Linked DNA regions of Homo sapiens: region 1 is linked to region 2. Evidence: chromatin contacts called from ENCODE Hi-C data. All regions are on one chromosome and are shown on one strand. The core of a region is the stretch at or near the end of the contact, and the rest is flanking DNA. Distances in the headings are between cores, read along the strand shown. Region 1 holds the start of EPHB1 (EPH receptor B1). Region 2 has its middle 27 kb from the start of KY.

Region 1 (2,700 bases), core at 124-2,623, 120 kb before region 2:
GGGAGGCGGGGAGCTGGGCCGGGATTTCCCACAGGGATTCGCGAGCGCTACCGAGCGCCCAGGCTCCCCGCTGCGCCGGGCACGGTGTCTTTGGAGCGCGCTTTCCCAGCCACCAAGCCGGAGGCACCGCCAAGTCTGAGCTGGCAGAGAGTGACGCTGCCCGACGACTCCCGGCCGCCGAGTATCCTCTCCGGGGTGGTGGAGAGGCTGGGAGACTTTAGGTAGGACCGACCACTCACCCCAGCCCACTCCTGTTCCAAGGCTCAAGAGGCGAAAAGGGTTTCCACCTCTCCCCGACTGACCCTGGAAACCTGCAGTCCCGCAGGCGCCCGGACCACCAGACTGGTCCCCAAGGGTACGGCCAATGAACTCCACCCCTCTCCTTCGGCGGCCACTTGCGGGATACCACGGCAGAGCTTCTCCGGCCCCCGCGCGCAGTGCTTGCACGCCAAGCAGAGTCCACTAGCCCGTGGACTGCGAGCTGGAGAAAAGGAGGTGGCGCGCGGCTGCTCAGAAGCGTATCCGTGCCTGGGAGCAGACGGGCGCCAGTACTCCAGGAGCCGGATGGCCAGAGGCACCCCTTTCTCCCCAACGCCCAGCTCTGGCTCTGCCCCAGAGCTAAGGAGCATGCACCGCAATGCAGCGGGCTCCGAGCTCTCCGAGCGGGGGCTGCGGGAGACCGAGGCTACCAGGGAGTGCCGGGGCGAGGAAGCCGGGGGACTCGCGAGCCAGTTTCGGGCGCTAAGAGCCAGCCGGGGGCGCTCTGGTGGGTGCCGCCCAAGCCCCGCGCTCGGCAGCGGCCGAGGCTCCCAAACCTCCTTGCCCTCGGGTCCCGGGATGCCTGCACCGCAAAGCAGCCAGAGGAACCCCGCGAACCGCGGAGCACAGCAGTCCCAAGGCGGCCGGCACCAGCAGCCAACTTGCTCCGTGGAGGGTACGTTACCTTCCATCGCAGCCACTGCGGATGCCAGGAGGAGCAGTAGTAGATAATCCAGGGCCATCGCCGGCCGACGGCCCGCAGGCCGAGACCAAGCCGAGGCAGCAGCGCCGGGAGAGCGCCGCGTCCCAGGGCGCCGCTGCGCTCTCCGCGGGTGGCTTCTCGGTATCCTTTCGCGCTCTCGCCCGGACCGGACTTCCCGGAGCGCTGCGTGGGCGTGGGCAGGAGTGTGTGCGCGTGGGGCGGTGCGGGCGCGCGTGGGTGTGGGTGTGCATGTGTGTGTGTGTGTTTATGGGAGAGGTGGGTGTGTGCGTGCGTGTGTGAGAGAGAGAGGGCGAGGGAGAACGAGCCTGGGAGAGCGCGCGAGAGCGAGTGCGTCCTGGTGTCACATTGCTAGCTACAGCGGAGCCTACGGGAGGACGGAGCCGGCCAGACTGACGCGGGAGGGAGCGGGATCCCCCACCATCAGCTCTCTCCCCACCCCTAACACCTCCTGTCCAATCAAGGAATCAAACCTGCAAAATTCCCCCGGCCAATCAGGCGCGAGCACCTCCTTACACTGGCATTGTTAGTTTAAGAAAAACTTTTGCTTGCAAGGCTGTGCGGGAGGGCTCGGAAGGCGCTAGGAGGGGTCCGGGCTCCCCCTCGTGGTGCTCTCGGAGAACCGCAGCGGCCCGCCCAACTCACCCTGTCCCCCCATAGGGTGCCCAGCGAAGGAGCTGGGGAGGCCTCGTGCCCTTACATCCCACCCAGGACTGGATCCGCTTTAAATGATCAAACGAGCCTTCGTTCATCTTCTCTGTGACAAGAGCACCCTGCCTACCCTGTTTAGAGCAACTCCAGGGGCGCACCCGTGCCTCTCCTCCAGAGCTCTTCACTCTCTAGCATGGGTTGGTATTTACTAATCGATTTTGTTTATCGTGGGGTCTCTCCCTCATTAAAATGGGGTCACCATTTTCGGATTCTTGTCTATTTTGTTCACTACAGAATCCACAGTTCACAGAACAGTGCCTGGCCTGCGGGAGGCATAGTACATGTCCGTCGAAAGAATGAATACTGTTCAGATAACCTGTGGGCACTTGCTCCAGGGTCCACAGGGAACCGGATTTGCTTCCTGTCCAACGTTTCGCAGTTCTTTTTCTGCAGAAGCCTCTGGTTGCCTTTGGTGTTCACTTCCCAGTGCATTGTGAACTTCCACAGAGGGCCCTGACCCCAGAGGACAGCTCAGCGTGGGGAGACCAGGAGTCACACAGTCAGCTATAAAACAGCAAAGCCTGCAAGAGGGCTCTCCCAGGCCGGTGCAAGGCGAGGTGCACTGTTGCTGTGGGCCAGGCCTTCAGTGTGGGTGGGAAGGACTTAGGCAGCAACTGGGGATGCAGCCTTGGAGATAGGAGCAATTCTCCCAGGCTCAGCTCTCACAGCTACACTTTATCTTCCTGTTTCTGGAGATGGTCAAGGGTTCTAAATCAGAAACTCACCTTGAGGCTGTTATATGTTATGCTGGAGATGTGTCCTTCCCTCCTCTCCCGCCCCCCCTACATACCTGATGATAGTCTGGTCCTACAGGGTCAGGGATGACCCGTTAGGTTCCCCACCCCTCCTCCTACGCCTCTCACCTTGGAGGCACCAATCCTTTCCCCTGGTCTGTTAATGAGCTAACAGTGGGCAGATGCGATATTTCCCTTTGGGATGACTCTCCTTTCTGGGCTTTTCTAAATCAGTTCCCCACACCCCCCACCTCTGCGTGTCTAGTCTCTCCTTTG
Region 2 (2,700 bases), core at 149-2,648:
AGCACTGCACAGGAAAATATAGAAGATTAAATAAGATAAAGCAAATAAATGGCAGCATTATATAAACTATAATTATATCAAATAAATGAAAAATATTAAAATATATGTTTCTTTTTCCTTTTGAGTAAACTACCATCCTCCAACAAAAAAGATGACATTTCCAAAAGCATGGATGTCAATGGTGATATCTCTTAACACCCAGTATACAATGGGTCTATACATCACCAGCTTTCTTTGTCAGGCTACAAGACAATTTGTACTGAGACCTGAATGAGCTCTGGGGGAACTATTCTTTGTTACAATGAATGTCATATGTTAGGGGCCCATTTGCACTGTGCCAGCAAGCTCAGGGCCTCAGCTGGGTCTTGAACCAGGTGGAGAAGGTGATCAGCCACTAACATTCCAAGTGGAGGGGGTGCATGAGCAGAAGTCAGCATGGGATGCAGGCAGAGCTGTAGCAGCAGCACAGTGAGGTGGGTATGGGTCAAGTCCCTAGAGCTAGGCTTGAATCTAGCTGCACTACCTTGGGTAAGTTGCTTAGCCTCCTTGTGCCTTGGTATCCTCATCTGTAAAATGAGGACACTTATAGAACCCACTTCATAAGTGTTGAGGGATTTAAATGAGTTAATATATAAAGAGGTTTTGGAGCAGTACCTGAAACACAGTGAGTGGCTGGAGAGTGTTAGCTGTTATGGTTCACTCCAGCATTCATTAAACACTCATTGAGCAGCTGGTGAGGGCTGGGCATTACACTAGGCACCAGGAACATGCACAGCCTTTCCTTCCAGAAGCACACAGCATAGATGTGAAGCCTATTTAAACAATGTAATAGACTCATAGAGACAAGTCCAGAGGGTTGTGGAAACCAGAGGAAGAGCACATGACCTGGCCTGGGTGGGGGTACAGAGAGGATGGACTTGGAGTGGGGTGTCCAGAAAAGTATTTCCAAGAAGTTGTCACCTGGCCCAGTCTTAAGGGAAATAGGAATGTGTCAGGAAGGAGCGGAGGGCAGGAGAGCAACACATCACAGAGAGAAACAGGGCAGCATGTTCCCTGTGGCTACCAACAAGCAGCTCTGGGCTGGAGGAGCACAGCATGAGCAGAGGCAGCGGGAGGGCATCTGAGAAGCAGGTGGGAGCCCAGCACCAGGTGGCCCAGGTGCCCTGCCAAAGGCTTGCACTTGAACCCCTGTGGGTTTGAGCAGGGAGTGGCATACTGAGATTTGTGTTTTAAAATCAAGTGCAAGAAGGGGAACTGGAGGGGAGAAGACTGGAGACAAAGAGACCAGCAAGCAGACTGGCACAGAGGGTGGTAGTGATAGGGACGTGGAGAGAGAAAGCATGCCAGGAATACTTGGGACACGGCGTGACTTGGTGACTGCATGACTATGTGAAGGGAAGGAGAGGGAGGAGGAATGTTGCCAGCATGAGTGACTGCGTCCATGGGGGTGCTTCCAAACAAGTGGGGAACAGGGGAGGGCTAATCTGAATCTCAGGCAAGGGATTCAGTCATGAGGAATGGAGCTCAAAGTCCTGAGCATGGAGGCAGCAGCCCAGGGAGAAGGAGGAGAAGATGAGAGCAGTTAGGGTTAACCCTCACCCTAACCCTAGCCCTAGCCAGAGTCAGTGAGGCACAAATGTCCAGGAATGAGCAGAGAAATCAGGGGCCATCGAGGAAGCTGAGGAGCAAGGTCAAAGGGAAGCCCAGAGAACTCAGAGCTCCCCCAGATGGAGGTAGGTGGGCACCAACCCTGTGGGACAAGCACAAGAGGACCATGAAGGTGCACCTGCTGCATGTGGCCACAGGGGAGCAGTAGAGTGCCCGCGCAGTGTGGGGCAGGACCCAGAAGAAGAGGGTTCAGAGGTAAACACATGGAAACGGAAACAGCAAGTGTGGATGACCACTCTTTGGGAGATTTGAGTGAAATGAGGAAGAGAAAAGGGTGCGAAGTAAAGTCAAGGGAGAACTTTTTTTTGAGATGGAGTCTCTCTCTGTTGCCCAGGCTGGAGTGCAATGGCGCCATCTGCGCTCACTGCAACCTCCGCCTGCCGGGTTCAAGCAATTCTCCTGCCGGGTTCAAGCAATTCTCCTGCCTCAGCTTCCTCAGTAGCTGGGATTACAGGCACGCACCACCACGCCCAGCTAATTTTTTTGGTATTTTTAATAGAGACGGGGTTTCACCATGTTGGTCAGGCTGGTCTCAAACTCCTGACTTCGTGAACCACCTGCCTCGGCCTCCCAAAGTGCTGGGATTACAGGCGTGAACCACTGCACCTGGCCGGGAGAACTATTTTTCTAGTGGAAGAAGCATGAGCGAGGAGCCAATACGTGGAGATGGAAATGCAGAAGGAAACAGCGTTGCCCAGAGGAAGGCACAGGACATGTCTGCCAGGCTAGGTTCCTCTGGGGGTAAGCGATAGAAAATCCGACCCACCCCAACCTAGGAAGCAGGGAATGTGTTGGCTCACATAACTGACACATTCCAAGGTAGTCTGACTTCTGGCACAACTGATTATAGGGGCTCAAGTGATATCATGGGATCCTGTTTCTCCTTCTCCATCTCCTGTCCTCAATTCCTCACTGTTGACCCCGTTCTCAGACAGACTCACTTTTAATATTCTCTTTTTAAAAATTGAGATGCGGTTCACATACCATAAAATTCACCCTTACAATTTGTTTTTCTTTACAATCACTATTTGT

The links. A loop is a pair of places that touch in the nucleus more often than their neighbours do. Pooled maps may share reads with other maps.
Region 1: a pooled map shows a loop between it and region 2 (2.1-fold over the local background). The contact joins the promoter of EPHB1 here to the enhancer-like site in region 2. A Hi-C loop is called at or near these places in 1 of 50 pooled maps.

Annotation. Positions count from the first base shown.
Region 1 is chr3:134,793,933-134,796,632 of GRCh38, reverse strand. It overlaps EPHB1 (EPH receptor B1), which reads right to left and starts at 1,373. Exons shown (of 16, transcript NM_004441.5): 1 at 944-1,373. The coding sequence starts at 1,001. RefSeq lists enhancers at 998-1,187, 1,198-1,247, 1,292-1,586, 1,648-1,857.
Region 2 is chr3:134,676,534-134,679,233 of GRCh38, reverse strand. It overlaps a transcript of CEP63 not described here. Among named protein-coding and RNA genes, the nearest start is that of KY, 27 kb to the right of the region's middle. Within about 2 kb of position 1,398, at least 2 of the 41 ENCODE cell types and tissues checked have a DNase peak (open chromatin) inside an H3K27ac peak, as active enhancers do.